2 separate regions of the Homo sapiens genome follow, and region 2 is linked to region 1. Evidence: chromatin loops called from intact Hi-C (ENCODE). Cell type or tissue: heart left ventricle. All regions are shown on one strand. Links, peaks and the distances in the headings refer to the core of each region. The heading gives the core; the rest is flanking DNA. Region 1 overlaps GALM (galactose mutarotase). Region 2 has its middle 11 kb from the start of GALM.

The links. Peaks named below come from ENCODE experiments on the same cell type or tissue, not always from the same donor. Only the 100,000 strongest peaks of a DNase experiment are listed, where the experiment ranks them.
Region 2: a loop joins it to region 1, with 1.8 times the contacts of the local background. A loop is called at or near these places in 23 of 110 quality-filtered maps.

Annotation. Positions count from the first base shown.
Region 1 is chr2:38,716,497-38,725,358 of GRCh38, reverse strand. All of the region lies in intron 4 of GALM (galactose mutarotase), which reads right to left. The region is part of intron 1 of LOC124905993 (a long non-coding RNA gene); the gene reads left to right. Among named protein-coding and RNA genes, the nearest start is that of SRSF7, 30 kb to the left of the region's middle. RefSeq lists an enhancer at 2,236-2,285 and a silencer at 3,076-3,135. In heart left ventricle, for the core only: no CTCF peak of the experiment used is centred there; a DNase peak (open chromatin) is centred at 4,578; H3K27ac peaks cover 1,852 bases.
Region 2 is chr2:38,650,592-38,659,453 of GRCh38, reverse strand. No RefSeq gene overlaps it. Among named protein-coding and RNA genes, the nearest start is that of GALM, 11 kb to the left of the region's middle. RefSeq lists a cis regulatory region at 4,638-5,311. In heart left ventricle, for the core only: no CTCF peak of the experiment used is centred there; no DNase peak of the experiment used is centred there.

The sequences.
Region 1 (8,862 bases), core at 311-8,310:
CTCACTTTGTTGCGCAGGCTGGTTTCAAACTCCTGGGCTCAAGCAATCCTCCTGCCTCAGCCTCCCAAAGTACTGGGTTTACAAGCATGAGCCACCATGCTCAGCAATTCTTCATGAAACAATTAGACTTGGAAAAAAAAGCAGGTATTCTCATGGGCTCAGGAAGATTTTAGTCTTACCAACCTATATTCTGAGTGGTAACTTATGCTTTCTTCTATAACTTTAAATGGTGTTACAATATTTAATTCTTCCTTAAAGCCACAGTCAACTCAAAATCTAACCCTTATGACAGTCCTAGTGTGATCGACTCAGGTCAATCAAAATTGCTTATAATTATCTCCCTTAAAGTATAACTACAGGTAGAAGGCTTGAAGAAACAAAGAAAGCTACAAAATTTTTGTGAAGGAAAGACAGAGGGCATACATCAGGTCTCTTTCCTGTTACCAAGCAATCTACAAATCAGTGTTTGCTTCAGCTCTTCCCTCTGTAAAACGAAGCTGTTATTAGCTGCCACATTACATGGAAATATTTGATAAATGGTATGCTTGAACACCTTCAGGAGTCTGGCATAAATAAATATATATAACAGGGCCAAATTTCAGGCTACCATATAGAACACAGAGCAGAGGGCACAGAGGGTAAGACTTTAAGCATGACAAAGAAGCCCTGACTTAAAATTAGAAAACTGGGACAATTCTAAAATGATGAAATTTTTGGTAAATGAGAAGAAAAAAACAGTGAAGGCTCCAATCTATCTTGTCCATCCTCATGCACTGACACACTTGGTCATGTGCTTAATGATCAAGTATATGGAAAATGTGGAATTTGTCCCCCAGATTCGCCATGTCTCTGGGCCCTTTCTCATAACTAGAATGAATGTTCCTTCTGGGTCCCCTATGCCCACCACAGTCTGGCAAAGTCCAATTGATCGTTCAAGAATATTCTCTAACATAATTTCTTCTTGTGAAATATTCTAACCTCTATAGCCAGGACCAATCTTTTTTTTCTTTGTTCTCATTATACTTAGAATAGACTTTTCTCAAAACGTTCATCATATTATGACATAATTACAGGATTTGTCAAAGTCAAATAAAATATAGAGATGAATCTCTCAATGTTTTATTTGAGAATCACAGAATTGGCCAGGCATGGTGGCTCATGTCTGTAATCCCAGCACTTTGGGAGGCCGAGATGGACAGATCACTTGAGGCCAGGAGTTCAAGACCAGTCTGGCCAACATGGTGAAACCCTGTCTTTACTAAAAATACAAAAATTAGCTGGGCATGGTGGTGTGTGCCTGTAGTCCCAGCTACTCTGGAGGCTGAGGCAGAAGAATTGCTTGAACCAGGAGGTGGAGCTTGCAGTGAGCTGAGATTGTGCCACTGCACTCCAGCCTGGGCAACATAGTGAGACTGAGTCTCAAAAAAAGAGAGAATCACAGAATTGCAATTCAGAGTGCACACACAGCCTAGGTGGTCCTCAGCATGTCTGGAAAACAAAGAGAAGGTTGGGAGTTTTATTAGATATACATATTTTTTGTTTTTGCTTTTTTTTTTGTTTGTTTTTTTGAGTCAGTGTCTTGCTCTCTCACCCAGGCTGGAGTGCAGTGGTTTGATCATAGCTTACTGCAGCCTCAAACTCCTGGGCTCAAGGGATTCTCCTGCCTCAGCCTCCCGAGTAGCTGTGACTACTGCAGTACATCACCACACCAGCTATAATTTTTAAATTTTTTTGTAGAGATGAGGTCTCACTATGTTGCCCAGGGTGGTCTTGAACTCCTGGCTTCAAGTGATCCTCCTGCCTCAGCTTCCCAAAGTGCTACGATTACAGGCGTGAGTTGCTGCACCTGGCCGGGAGTTTTATTAGAAAGAGAAATGTTACATACTGTTCTGAAAGAACGCTCATTGGCACTAAAGAAACTTCTGGGAGCTGGCAGGCTCTGACTCGTGAGTGACAGCAGCAGGTGAAACTAGTGTTAGAGTCACAGCAGGTCATTTTAGCGATTACTAGGGTGAAACTGGTCTCAGGGTTATAGCAGGCTGTTTCAGCTTTGCAGAAAAATCAATTCTTGGAGCAGGTGCTATGTACCCTAACTGCTCTTTTCCCCCGGCCTCTCAACTCTGAGTTAGTTGGGTATGACAATGACCCAGTTTGTATAACCAACTTTCACATATATCAAGTGATGTGTCTATAAGGAAAGTGAGGTCCTAAAGGGCAAGAATTGTGCCCTATTTATCTCTGTACCCTCTGGGCATGAAGCAGAGCCTTTCGTTGATTGAAAAACTGATGAATGAAGGCAGGAGAGGCAGAAAAAAACCCAGAGGCAACTGTGTATATTGTAGCATCTGGTGACGAAGAATGAAAGATCTAGAAAGGGGCTTAGGAATTCCCTCATCCCGTCCCCTTACTTTGCAGATGGTGAGTTTGAGCCCCCGGCAACTGAAGGGACTTGCCCGAGGTGACACATCTGCATAGTGTCAGAATCTCCACTCAGGCACTTTCCACCTCCCTCTGGAGTGTCCGACTTGGTCACAGCCCCTTACGCCCCCAACCCCGACAGTTGCTCTTGATTTTTCTCACTAAGAATTTAGAAAATGAACATGCAGTTTTTCTAGCCTTGGTTTATCTGCATATATGACTTTGTGCTTTGGTGCTAAGAATAGAAGGAGCTGTCAAAATAGCTCTCAGCAATGCTGAGTGTTCAGGAAAAAGAAGCGGAAATGGAAGGGGTACCCTCAGACAGAATGTCACATCCTCCAACTTTAGTTCTGAAGCCACCAGAAAGCCAGGGGTGTCGGCAGGGAGAAGCAGTTTCTGAAGAGGATTTCTTATTCTCCTGGAGGCCAGATGGGTGTGTATTAAGGTCTGGGCAGCAGTGCCTGGCAGATGAGGGGCTCTGACCCAACAATCTAGGGTTACAGCTCTGGGCCAGAGGAGCAGCCCATGCCCTATTTCAGAGAATGTCTGACTGCAGACAGCATCAAGGGCCCACTAGAGGTTGTTTTCATAAATACAGAGACCAGAAACTGCATGATGACAGCTGTGGAGGGTGTAGGGGGTGGGGTTAATCAGGGTTGGGTTTATTAGGAGCACACAAGAAGGAGGGAGGGGGCAAGAGAGTTGAGTGTGTGCAAAGGGGTGATTCTCATGACGGACTTCTTAGTAGAGACAGGGTTTCACCATGTTGGCCAGGCTGGTCTCGAACTCCTGACCTCAAGTGATCCAGCTGCCTCCGCCTCCCAAAGTGCTGGGATTACAGGCATGAGCCGCCTCACCCGGCCCGCATGATGCGCTTCTGTTCTAGGTGGGGGGGGGGGGTGGGGGGGGGAAGGGAAGGCATAGTTGGGGAGGGACAGTGAAAAGGTAGTAGTTATACCAAAGAACTGTATGTTCTTGTGGTGCTGAAGAATTATTGGAGCTGAAAGACATCTAGAATAGCGATCATGGAAGGTTGCAAAGACAGGTCATGACAAAGTCAAAGAAGTGAGCAGCTGAGAAGGGTGAAGGACAAGATCATTGGATGAGTGGATCTCAAGCTGAGTGGACCAGGCGCGGTGGCTCACGCCTGTAATCCCAGCACTTTGGGAGGCCAAGGAGGGCAGATCCCTTGAGCCCAGGAGTTCAAGACCAACCTGGGCAACCTGGTGAGATCCCGTCTCTACAAAAAATTAAAAAATTAGCCAGGTGTGGTATGGTGCACACCTGTGATCCCAGCTACTAGGGAGGCTGAGGTGGGAAGATCACTTGAGCCTGGGAGGTCAAGGCTGCAGGGAGCCATGATCATGCCACTGCACTCCAGCCTGGGTGACAGAGTGAGAGCTCGTCTCAAAAAAGAAGCAGAGTGGTCAGGGTATCACCAACATGGATAAGAAAATAATCAAGGATTATGACAAGAGTGATGTTAGAGTGACAGTAAGCCAGGAAGAGGTGGAAGTGACTGGGACGGGGGATGACTTAACAAAGAGAGTTCATGAGGGTGTTACTCTAGCCACTACAACTGCCTCATTTTTGCAAGAAGATGAAGTAGATCTGATCACTGGAAATAGGACTTTATAACATTCCAGATCTCTGTCACAAAATATTAAACCTTCCTCTTTCTATTTGCATTCTTGACAGAGTTATAATTACCTGCACTCTGAAAGTGAAGGAAAAACTCACTGCCTTCACAAAATCCATCTGCCTTGATTCATATCTCTTGTCTTACATAAGAGATTCACACCCACATTCTATTATGAGGAATTTGGCCTTTTCCCCATGACTGCTTGTGGCAGATTGCATTCTTCAAAGATGGCCACAGTAGTCTAGATCCCATCCACATGCTCTCCTTACAATGTGATGTTGATACTTCTTCACTGAGCCGTGGAGTCTGTGTTTCCTCTTTTGAACTTGGATGGACCTTTTTAACCACCTTAACCAAAAGAATGTGGCCAAGTAATGCTGTGTGATTTCTGCAGCCAGGTTATGTAAAAGGCTCCAGCCTCGCCCTCTCTCTCTCTCTCAAGACATTTGCCCTTGGAGCCCTGCCACCATACTGTAAGGAAGCTCAAGTCACGTGGAGAGGCTGTGTGTGGGCTGTTCTGGCTGACAGCCCCAGCAAGGCCTCCAGCCAACAGCCAACATCAACTGCCAGACATGTGAGTGAACAAGCCTTCTGATGATTCCAGCCCTGTTCTAATCTTTTAAGCTGAGGCCCTAGACATCATGTGCAGAGACAAGATGTGCCCTGTCTAAATTCCCCGCCAATAGAAACAATTAGAGATAATAAACGAAGTGCTGGAGTAATTTGTTGTATAGCAATAGATTGCTAGTATACTGCTAGCATCTAAGAGGTGATGTTTTCACCTCCTAGCACTGACTTCACAAATTCTGACAGGAGACTAATTTTCCTCCCTGGCTCCTCCTTGCCCCCACCCACAGCCTTTTTTTTTTTTTTTTTTTTTTTTTAACATAGAAGTGCCTTCACGTGATTATACCTTAAGAACATTAATCCTTGCAATTACTTTTGGATGGGGAAAAAACAAACACAAATTTGTTAGTTTACCAATTTTTGAGCATTTTCTATGTGCCAGGCATTAAACTGACCTCAGAAAGCCTAGAATCTGGTGGAAGAGACAGATTAAAACAATAAAAATTTGTTTATTTATTTAGAGACAAGGTCTCACTCTGTCACCTAGGCGGAGTGCGGTGGCATGATCACAGCTCAATGAAGGCTTGACCTCCCTGGGCTCAGGTGATCCTCCCACTACAGCCTCCCGAGTAGCTAGGACTACAAGTGTGTGCCATTGCGCCTGGCTAATTATTATTATTATTATTTTTTTTAGTAGAGACGGGGTTTCACCATCTTGCCCAGGCTGGTCTCAAACTCCTAGGCTCAAGCAATCCACCCGGTCAGCCTCCCAAAGTGTTGGTGTGAGCCAACGCGCCTGGCCAAAACAATAAACATTTACAGGAGAGTGTGAGACATGCAAGGAAAGTGAAATTCCTAAGGCTCTAGGGGAGCAGGGAGCAGCATCAAACTCAGCCTCGGGGGTCACTAAAGGTTCTCTGAGGTGTGACAGATCCTAATCTTTTTTTTTTTTTTTTTGAGACAGAATTTCGTTCTTGTCGACCAGGCTGGAGTGCAATGGCGTGATCTCGGCTCACGGCAACCTCCACCTTCGGGGTTGAAGCGATTCTCCTGCCTCAGCTCCCAAGTAGCTGAGATTATAGGTGCCCGCCACCACACCTGGCTAATTTTTGTATTTTCAGTAGAGACAGGATTTCACCATGTTGGCCAGGTTGGTCTTAAACTCCTGACCTCAAGTGATCCGCCCACTTCAGCCTCCCAAAGTGCTGGGATTATAGGTGTGAGTCACTGCACCCAGCCAGGATCCTAATTTTTTTTTTTTTTGAGACAAAGTCTCATTTTGTTGCCTAGGCTGCAGTGCAGTGGCGTGATCTCGGCCCACTGCAACCTCCACCTCCCAGGTTCAAGCAATTATTTGCCTCAGCCTCCCGAGTAGCTGGGATTACAGGCACCTGCCACCACGCCTGGCTAATTTTTGTATTTTTAGTAGAGACAGGGTTTCACCATCTTGGCCAAGCTGGTCTTGAACTCCTGACCTCGTGATCCACCCACCTCGGGTTCCCAAAGTGTTGAGATTACAGGCATGAGCCACCGCGCCCAGCCAGGATCCTAATCTTGGAGGGTAAATTGGGATTGGCTAACTGACGAGGTGCAGGAGAGAACATGCACAGGACTGGCTCCAGCCACCAGTGAAAGTGCAGCTGTAGCACAGGCAAGACACATTTATGCCACACACATTCTACAGGCTCCTAGCGCTAACTTAATTTTGAGGGGGAAGACTGAAGAAATGGGGTAGAAAGTGAACTGGGTCTATGAACTTCTGACCAAGCACTGATTACAGGAAAATAGCTTTTTTTGTAATATTTGGCCATGAACACTCTCTCACCCGGATGAATTTTAATTAAAAGCTTTTAATTTCTCATGATCTGAAGTCATTTTTTCCCCTGCCTGGTGGCCCTCATGCCTGACTCTCTGAGAAGAGGAACAGACGGTAATGATGCTGTAAGAGTCGTTGACTCTTGACGTTCATTCATTTTTAGACTCTTCCTTCCCAACAGATCCTCTTTCTAGCCCATCTTCACACAACCCAGTAGACAGTGCAGGAATAAAACCACAGTCCTGCTACACTCCTCAGCACAGGTCCATCCTGTTTATAATAACAATTAAAAATTATTTTAAGGGAGAAAAGAAAAAAGAAAGGAAATCTGACATAGACTTCCTAGAAAAATTTGGGAAATGAGTAGGAAAGAAATTTTCTCCAATAATTTTTTCTCCCCTAAAAAAGAAATACTTGGGCCGGGAGCAGTGGCTCACGCTTGTAATTCCAGCACTTTGGGAGGCTGAAGTGGGCAGATCACCTGAGGTCAGGAGTTCGAGACCAGGCTGGCTAACATAGCGAAACCCCGTCTCTACTGAAAATACAAAAATTAGCTGGGCGAGGTGGTGGCACTTGTAATCCCAGCTACTTGGGAGGCTGAGGCAGGAGAATCACTTGAACCTGGGAAGCAGAGGTTGCAGTGGGCCGAGATTGCGCCACTGCCCTCCAGCCTGGGCGAGAGAGGGAGATTCCATCTCAAAAAGAAAAAAAAAAAAAAAGAAAAGAAAAAAAGAAATACTTGTACAAATATTAAGCATGTTATTTGGAAACTGTCTTCTGGCTGGGGGCAGTGGCTCACACCTGTAATCTCAGCACTCTGGGAGGCCGAGATGGGAGGATCTCTTGAGCCCAGGAGTTCGAGACCAGCCTGGGCAACATAGCAGGATCCCCGTCTCTGCAAAAAACAGAAAATATTAGCCAAGCATGGTGGTGCGTGCCTGTAGTCCTAACTACTTGGGAGGCTGAGGTGGGAAGATCGTTTAAGCCCAGGAGGTTAAGGCTGCAGTGAGCTGTGATTGTGCCACTGCACTCCAGCCTGGGCTACTGAGCGAGACTGTCTCAAAAAAAAAGAAAATGGTTTTATATAATTTGTTCCGTATTTTGCTTTACAAATCTATGCAAGCTGTCTTAGGGCTCACATGGACTTACTCACTGATCTTGGGTATTTCTATGCCTCTGTAAGATTCAATTTCCCCATTTATAAAATGGAGCTAAGGCCAGGGATGGTGGCTTCCACCTATAATTCCAGCACTTTGGGAGGCTGAGGCAGCGGGGATCACTTGAGGCCGGGAGTTCGAGACCAGCCTGGCCAACACGGCAAAACCCTGTTTCTGCTAAAAATACAAAAAATTAGCCAGGCATGGTGGTGTGCACCTGTAACCCAGCTACTTGGGAGGCTCAAGCAAGAGAATTGCTTGAATCCAGGAGGCGGAGGTTGCAGTGAGCCGAGATGGTGCCACTGCACTCCAGCCTGGGCGATAGAGTGAGACTCTGTCTCAAAAAGAAAAATGGAACTAATATTAGCACTTACCTGGCACATAGTGTGTGTACTCTCTCACTCTCTTTTATACACACACACACACACACACACACACACACACACACACACTCCCTTAATACAGAGACCAGGTATTAATCACAGCATAAACTTTTTTTTTTTTTCTTGAGATGGAGTTTCGCTCTTGTTGCCCAGGCTGGGGTGCAATGGCGTGATCTTGGCTCACTGCAACCTCGGCCTCCCAGGTTCAAACGATTCTCCTGCCTCGGCCTACCGAGTAGCTGGGACTACAGGCATGTGCTCCCACGCCTAGCTAATTTTGTATTTTTAGTAGAGACGAGGTTTTGCCATGTTGGTCAGGCTGGTCTTGAACTCCTGACCTCAGGTGATCCGCCTGCCTCGGCCTCCCAAAGTGCTGGGATTACAGGCATGAGCCACTGTGCCCGGCCCCATAGCGTAAATCTTTCATGCAAAAAGGAAGGTGCATTTCTGCCTCCAGAGCACACTGTCATTTTCATTAGAGTACTTAAGGTTTCTGTTTTTTGTTTGTTTGTTTGTTTTTTAGAGTCAGGGTCTCTTATGTTGCCTAGGCTGCAGTGCAGTGGCTATTCACAGGTGCAATCACAGCTCACTGCAGCCTCAAACTCCTGGGCTCAAGCCATCCTCCCACCTCAGCCTCTTGAGTAGCTGGGACTACAAGCACACACCACTGTGCCTGGCTTATTCTGTTTTCTGAAGCTTCCTCTTCTAGTGATTTTTAAATTGAGAACAATGGTTTTTAAATGATTTTTTTGAGTCATGAACTCCTTTGAGAATATTATAAAAGTTATGAGATCTCTCTCCAGTAAAATGCACACACACATACAGAATGTTCCCAGAGCCTCTGAAGCCCCGCCATGCATCCCTGGCTAAGAATCCTTG
Region 2 (8,862 bases), core at 409-8,408, 66 kb after region 1:
TGAGTATGTGCTAGACACTGTGCTAAGTAGTGGTTGTACACTGATAAGTAAAAGTTGGTCTTTGTCTTCAAGGAGCTTACAGTCAAATGTGATACAATCCTCATCTCCGTCCCCCATAAAAGTGAAAATAAAAGCTTCACACTTCATTAACAGCCAATGCTGGATGAAACCTGTCTCAGGATATGTGTAATTTCAGGGTTGCTCAAAGATGACTAGCCCTGTTAGGATTATTTTAGAATTTCCTAGCACCAAGCACCAAGTAACTATCACATAGTAGATGTTCAACAAATAATTATTGGGTGAATCCTGATACATTCATATATACAAGCAATGTTGTAGTAGAGAACTGGCTCTGGTATCAGAAGACCTGGGTTAAAGAGGTACCAGTACTTCCTGGCTGGACAATTTGTTCAGCTACTGAGAACCTCAGTTTCCTCATCTGTAAAAGAGGAATAATGTCACATGGTTGGCCTATTCAATTATTATTAATTGACTGGTAGTAAAATGTACTGGACACCATGCTAAAAACTTATTGTGCACCATGATAAACACCCGTATGACTCAGGCACTATTATCTGATATGGAAACTGAGACTTAGAGAGGTTAAATTTACAGAGTTCAAGGTCACAAGGTTGGTAAGTCAGGAAACCAAGATTTGATTCTGGGCAGCATGACTGCAAAGATGGGAATACTTCACCACTTCCTCATATGCTGCCTGGTATTATATAGGTCATCTGAGAACATGCATTCCAAAATACTGTCTATTTTAACACATTACGGAATGTAAAATGTTCATCTTCTAATTTTATAGTAATTACAAGTTTTAAAATGTTGTTTTCTTAAATTAGGTCATGTTGGGCTCATGAGGGCGTTGCATTCACTTACTGTAAAGGCCCCAGGAAGAAAGGCTACTCCTTTGTAGCCATAGAGCCTAGAAACAAAGCACTCAGCTGGGCGCGGTGGCTCACGCCTGTAATCCCAGTACTTTGGGAGGCTGAAGAATGTGGATCATTTGTCAGGAGTTCAAGACCAGCCTGGCCAACATGGTGAAACCCTGTCTCTACTAAAAACACAAAAATTAGGGAGCTGTGGCTCACGCCTGTAATCCCAGCACTTTGGGAGACCAAGCAGGCAGATCACCTGAGGTCAGGAGATTGAGACCATCCTGACCAACATGGTGAAACCCCGGCTCTACTAAAAATACAAAAATTAGCTGGACGTGGTGGTGCATGCCTGTAATCCTAGCTACTCGGGAGGCTGAGGCAGGAGAAGAACCGGGGAGTCAGAGGTTACAGTGAGCTGGGATCGTGCCACTGCACTCCAGCCTGGCGACAGAGAGAGACTCCATCTCAAAAAAAAAAAAAAAAAAAAATTAGGCATGGCGGTACACGCCTGTAATCCCAGCTACTCGGGAGAATCACTTGAACCCGGGAGGCAGAGGTTGCAGTGAGCCAAGATCACGCCACTGTACTCCAGCCTGGGCAACAGAGTGAGACTTTGTCTCAAAAAAAAAAAAAAAAAAAAAAGGGACTTATCACCTCCAGATGTATTATGTATTAATTTGCTTATTTGTTATTGGATATCTCATGCCAAGAGAATGGAAGCTCCAAGAGAGTGGGAACTATCACTACTGCATACCCATAAGTAGAACAAACTAGTAGATCACTAGTAAATATGTGTTGAATGAATGATTGAATGCTGGAGAGAATGTGAAGCATCTCTTATACACAGCTGGTGGATGTCTTAGTTGGTAAAACCACTCTGGAGGACAAATTGTTGATATATAATAAAGTCAAATTGCACATAAACCAGCAACACCCCATGAATACCCAGCATTTTCATTCCCTATAATATACTCTGGATGATCTCTTGCGTATGCGTGTAAGAATATTTATAGCCATATTATGTATAAGAATAAAAATGTGGAAACAACTTCAGGTTCTTCAGTTGAAGAGCAGATAAGCAAATTGTGGTATATCCATGCAATGGCAGATGAGAAAACAGGAAAATGATTGTGCTAGGACTCCACAGAGCCTCAGACATGAACTTCATAACTACAATGTTAAGTGGGGGAGGGGGGGCAAAAAAAGCAGTGACAAAAGGATACATATTTATCATTTATATAATATTAAAAATTGCAAAACAGGCCGGGCAGGGTGAGACAAAGGATTTTATTACTCACTGCACAACAAGTAGCATACTCATCATTTTGGGGCTAGTTCCCCATGTCCTCCAAGACCCAAGAAGACAACACAGAGGGAACCAGGTGAACACTGTACACATAGTGGACTCACGTTGCAGCTGAAATCTACCATTTTTACAGAGTGGCAAGCAAGCCTGCTTTCTGTCTGGGAGATGTTACCTCATCCCTCAAGGCTACTCATGGAAACGTAACCCTGGGAAATGGCCAACTAAAGAGCGGTCAGGCCATTTCTTTTTGCCTCTTTGGCATATCCAAAAAGGATGTTCAGTGATGATCAGGGCCCTGGCTGATTAGTATGGTAGCTGTGCTCACTATGGTAATCTGGGACCTAGTCCTCTTCTAACTAGTTGTCTCACCATCCCTAGGGTGTGGGGTATGGCTTGAAGTCCACTTGGCCAAGGATGCCACCATGTCCACAGCAGGATAAGAAAGGGGACAGGGGAGGGCATATTGGAGAAGTGGCATGGCCCCTCTTTGTTTTTTTTTTTTGTTGTTGTTGTTGTTTTTTTATACAGAGCCACGCTCTTGTTGCCCAGGCTGAAGTGCATTGGTGCCATCTCAGCTCACTGCAACCTCTGCCTCCCAGATTCAAGTGATTCTCCTGCCTCAGCCTCCTGAGTAGCTGGGATTACAGGCATGTGCCACCATGCCTGGCAAATTTTTGTATTTTTAGAAGAGACGAGGTTTCACCATGTTGGTCAGGCTGGTCTCAAACTCCTGACTGCAAGTGATCCTCCCATCTTGGCCTCCCAAAGTGCTGGGATTACAAGTGTGAGCCACCGCGCCTGGCCAGCCCCTTTCTTTAAGGACATATCCTGAAAGTTCCATACATCACTTCCCCTCACATTCCATTGGCCAGAACTTATATTCAAATAATCATATCAAACTGCAGGGTAGGTTTGGAAATGTATAATCATTAATCTAGGCATTCTGTTAATGTAGCAAAAAGGAGAAGACATTGGGGGAATAACTAGAACTCTGCCGCATTCTTTATTAATAGTTGATGGTATTTAAATATATACTTTCCTAGGACCTTGGAGGGTTGGCAGTGCATCCTCTTTCCTCCCATCCTTCATATACATTGAGAATCTGAGCCTGTGTCTTGGGTGTGTACTGGTCGCTAGGTGTTTATGAGTACACACCGGGGGTGTCAGATACACTTCAGGCATGACCCAAGGTGAGAAAACAGAGGAGTCAGATGATTTCCTGGGATCTAGGAGAACACAGAAATTTTATTCCAGACGATGGTGCACTTATGAGTGTGGAGTTAGGGACCCTGAGGATCGCAGTGGGAAGGTCCGAAAGAGCTCTAGACAGAGATGTTCATTATGCCCAGAGGGCGGTGGTACAGAGTAAGAACCATTTTGATGGCAATGGGTTGTCAACAGAAGCGCTCAAGCCATGCAGGGTTTCCCCCAACCCTTGCAGAGCTGGCTCCCATGAAAGACATGGAGAACTCCAAGTCACAGGAGACTGACAGTTGGAAGGAGAGGTTTCCAGGAGTCAACACTGACCCAGTGTAGTTACAGTAAGGAATTTCCTTGGACCAATGACTGGGAGCTACCTGGGGCACTATCCCGAGTCATAGCCAGATGAGGTCCCCAGGGATGGCTTTGCAGCTGGTAGGAGTTTCCACTAATTAATGGGAGAGCTCTGCAGTGTATCCCTGTAGTTCCAGGAAAGCCTCTCTATGGATGACTTCAGCCTCTGCTCAAAGTAGAAGCTTGGCCAGCAAATTCCACTTGGAGTTCTACAGCTCTTTGAGCCTCAGTCATGTCCCTTGATTTTGTGCCATCTCTTAGCAAATTCTTCCTTACAGGTGGGGGAGACACTCATTGACCAGATTAACTTTGTTCTGAATGGGGTCGTAGCAGAGGCAGTTCCTGTCAAGAAATGCCACATTTTTGAAAAAAACAAAACAAAAACAAACTGAGAATGAAGCCCTTTTGAATGGTTTCAAGTATGCCAGTAGGTACACCAAGACGAGTGGTGCTGTGGTTTGAATGTATCCCCTCTAAAATTCATGTTGAAACTTAATCCCCATTGTGGTAGTATTAAGAAGTGAGGTCTTTTGGGAAGTGATGACGTCATGAAGGTTCTGCCCTCATGAATGGATTAGTGGCTTATAAGAGGCTGGAGAGAACCAGCTTAGATGCTTTTGCCCTTCCTTCCCTCCCACTACGTGAGGACACAGCCTTCAAGGCACCATCTTAGAAGGAGAGACCTGGCCCTAACCAGGCACCAAGCCCTCCGGCACCTTCATCTTCGACTTCCCAGCGTCCAGGACTGTGAGAAATCAATTTCTGCTGTTGATAAATTATCCAGTCTCAGGTAGTTTTGTTACAGCAGTACAAACGGACTAAGATAGGTGGCATTGATTGATGAAACTGTGTGGCTTCTCCAGAAGGAGAGAGAGAGAGGGAAAGGCAAGGAGGGGAGATGGCGTTTAACCACACACTGGGACAGAAGTATGGCTGTGACCTCGGGGCAAGAGGGAAGTCTTTTCAGCAGAGCCTTTTCCTGGGCTCCTGGGGCACGTGCAAGTGGAAATGGCTGAGTAAGTTTATTTCAGCAACTGTGCGGCCCTAGGAAAAGCTGAACTACTGATAAAAAGCCGAGAGGAACTAGAGCAAAGAATCTAGCCAGATAGGACGGCTCTGGCAGACCTCATGTGGCCAGGCAGACCCCATATGGCCAGGCTTACAAGACAGGGTCCCTCCACAGTCAGGGCTGGCGGTGAGTCCATTAGATGGCCAGCAAGTGTGTTCCGCCCTGTTCTAGAGCAGAGGCCCTGTGCTCCGTGGTCTGTTGGAACAGCCCACTGGGTGCAGTGTGGACTGTAGTCAGAAGGTCAGAGGCCCGCAGGCTAATCCAGCCCTGCCTTGGGCAGGCTTGAACAGAGAAATGTAAGCGTCGCTTCTGTGTCTCTTCAAAAGGCTAACATTGAATCTAGGTGAGAGAATTGCAGTGGAATTGGCAGTTTCTTCTGAGTTTAACCACATTCTATAAAGATGTGTGGTTATGCAAGGGCCAGGCGAGGTCAGGAGAGGGCAAATGTGACAAGCTCCTGGGCAGTGTTTTTTTCTGACACCAGCTCTGACACCCAATCACACCAACCAAATCTATGACACCAATTGGGTGTCCCATAATTCAATTTTGACATGGCCTATCTGGAGTTAGTGTCAGATCCCACAAGTTAAAGGGCTCAGTCTCACAAGACTGCCCCTGTCTTCAGATACCAGCTGCAAATAGGGTGCCCAGGCTACCCACACTTCTGCCCAGACCACTACAAATGTGAGGGTTTCCATGACCTCCTTTCAGGTTTGCTAATTCACTAGGATGACTCACAGAACTCAGAAAAATACCTTACATGTGCTCACTGGTTTCTTATAAAGGCTAAAACTCAGGGGAAGCCAAATGAAAAAGATGCACAGGGCAAGATATGGGGGTGGGGTGGCGCAGAGCTTCCGTGCCCTCTCTTGTGCCCCATCTTTCCAGCACATCAATATGTTTACCAACCCAGAAACTCACCGAACCTATTGGTTAGGGGTTTTTGTGGAGGTTTCATTACCTAGGCAAGATTAATCAAGTCTTTGTGTTTGATAATGAAACTCAACCTTTAATCCCTCCTCACCCGCTAGGGAAGTGGGGCTGACAGTTCTCATCCTCAAATCTCTTGGTTGGTTTTTCTGGCAACCAGCTTCCATCCTGAAGCTATCTAGGGCCCCTCAATCTTGAGTCATCTCATTAGCATATAAAAAAACCCCTTATAACTCAGGCGATTCCAAGGGACAAGACTATATATATATTAGAGATAGTGTCTATGTTGCTCAGGCTGGAGTGCAGTAACACCATCATAGCTCACTGTAGCCTTGACCTCCTGGGTTCAAGCGATCCTCCTACCTTAGCCTCCCAAGTAGTTGAGACTACAGATTCATGCCACCACACTCAGCTAATTCTTAAAAAAAATTTTGTAGGCCAGTCATGGTGGCTTACGCTTGTAATCCCAGCACTTTGGGAGGCCGAGGTGAGAGGATCGCTTAAGCTCAGGAGTTTGAGACCAGCTGAGCAACATAAGACCTTGTCTCTACTTAAAAAAAAAAAAAAAAAAAAATTAGCCAGACATAGTGGTGCATGCCTATAGTCCTGGCTACTCTGGAGGCTGAGACAGGAGGATCACTTGAGCCTAGGAGATCCAGGCTACAGTGAGCTGTGATTGCACCACTGCACTCAGCCTGGGTAACAGAGGGAAAGCCTGTCTCAAAAAAAGAAAACAAAAAAATGGTTGTTCATAGAGATGGAGTCTCACTGTTTTGCCCAGGCTGGTCTTGAACTCCTGGGCTCAAGTGATCTTCCTGCTTCAGCCTCCCAAAGTGCTGGAGCTGCAGGTGTGAGCCACTATACCTGGCCAATTTAAAGATCTTAGTTGGCTTTTATTTACAGTTCTAGAATCGAGCAATACCTCATTCCATAAAATATGATGAGTGTTCCGATAAGCTGAGCAGAGGAGGTTGGCTTTAGAAACGAGAAGTGGGGAGAGAAGCAGAAACAGAAAATGAAAAGTGGATTGGTGGTTTCAAATTTCCTTTCCTTGTAAAGGTTAAAGTAGAGAAGATTTTCTTATCATATCAGCTCAAATAGCTTGGGTACTGGGCTATTATCTCACTCTCAATTTCTGGGAAGGTCAGATAAACAATTTATTTTCAACTTGGTGGGGTGGAGCTTCAGTGTGAGTGACTATTTTGGTTTGGTCTGTCAGGCCTAGTGCAGGAGCTCAGTTCAAACCAATGGCCTCCTCTAAATTGTATTTAATAACAGTAAGTCTAAGGAGGGACCTGGCCTCTATTTTTTTTTTTTTTTTTTTGAGACAGAGTCTTGCTCCATCGCCTAGGCTGGAGTGCAGTGGCGTGATCTTGTCTCACTACAACCTCTGCCTCCCGGGTTCAAGAGATTCTCATGCTTCAGCCTCCCTGGTAGCTGGCACCACAGGTGTGTGCCACCATGCCAGGCTAATTTTTGTATTTTTGGTAGAGAAGGGGTTTTGCCATGTTGCCCAGGCTGGTCTCAGACTCCTGACCTCAAGTGATCCACCCGCCTTGGCCTTCCAAAGTGCTGGGATTACAGGCGTGAGTCACTGCACCTGGCCCTGGCCTCTTTTTCTTTTTCTTTTTTTTTTTTTTAAGACAGAGTTGTGCTCTCGTTGCCCAGGCTGGAGTGCAGTGGCACAATCTCGGCTCACCGCAACCTCCGCCTCCCGGGTTCAAGTGATTCTCGTGCTTCAGCCTCCCTAGTAGCTGGCACCACAGGTGTGTGCCACCATGCCAGGCTAATTTTTGTATTTTTGGTAGAGATGGGGTTGTGCCATGTTGCCCAGGCTGGTCTGGGACTCCTGACCTCAAGTGATCCACCTGCATTGGCCTTCCAAAGTGCTGGGATTACAGGCGTGAGCCACTGCACCTGGCCCTGGCCTCTATTTTTTTTTTTTTTTTTTTTGAGATGGAGTTTTGCTCTTGTCGCCCAGGCTGGAGTGCAGTGGCGCAATCTCGGCTCACCGCAACCTCCGCCTGCCGGGTTCGAGTGATTCTCCTGTCTCAGCCTTCCGAGTAGCTGGGATTACAGGCATGCACCACCATGGTCGGCTAATTTTGTATTTTTAGTAGAGATGGGGTTTCTCCATGTTGGTCAGGCTAGTCTCAAACTCCCGACCTCAGGTGATCCACCCGCCTCGGCCTCCCAAAGTGCTGGGATTACAGGCGTGAGCCACTGTGCCCAGCCCCTGGCCTCTATTTTTAATAAACTCTCTAAATGATTACCACGCTCACTGAAGTTTGAAAACAAAGGGGTATACATTTTTTTGAGTCCCTCACCCCCAGCACCACTCCTTCCCATGAAGCCTATTCAGTCATGCTCTGAAGGAAGAGCCCCATTTGACTCAGGTTGGCCTTCTTCCTTAAGGGCCAGGCAGAAGGATGGCTGAGTACAGAGGATGGCTTGGCGGAGCGCATCTACTTTAGGATCCTGGAGATTCTGCCGCAGGTTGGAATCAGATTCTCAGGAAAAGGAATCAGAATTCACATTGGTTAGTGTCTGCTGTATCAAGCAATGTGCATGCTATGCATTTTTATGTGGTTTAATCTGTGAGGGAGGTATAACCACTGTCATTTCATAGCTGAGAAAATTGAGACTCAAAGAGGACTGGGGCCAAAGAGTCACACTGGTATTCAAATTCAGGCCTGCCTGGCTCCAATGTCTACCCCCAAATAGTATGTAATGGGCAGGGAACATGTTGAGCTTGTGTGACTTGGCTGTGAGCTTGAGCTGCTGCAGCCACAGTGTAGTGCTCTTCGCTCCATCATCACTGCGTCTGGAACAGTGGGAAGGACAGGACAGCTCTGTGCTGCCAAATAGGAGCACCATCAGCTCCCAGATGCTGCTTCCTGAAGCACTACTTTCTCAAAGCCTCCCTGGGGAATCAGCAGTCCTGCTGAATGTGTCCCTGTCTCTCTGTAGATTATGCTGCTCTCAGATCCCTGAGGTAGAGCCTGGCCAAAGGTTCTGGAGATTGTTGGAACCTCCACATCTAATGCTGAATCTAGCTTGGTTGATGCCAATTTGACCTTCTTCTGATGTGGTGAATGTCCCCTGGACGGCTCTGTGGT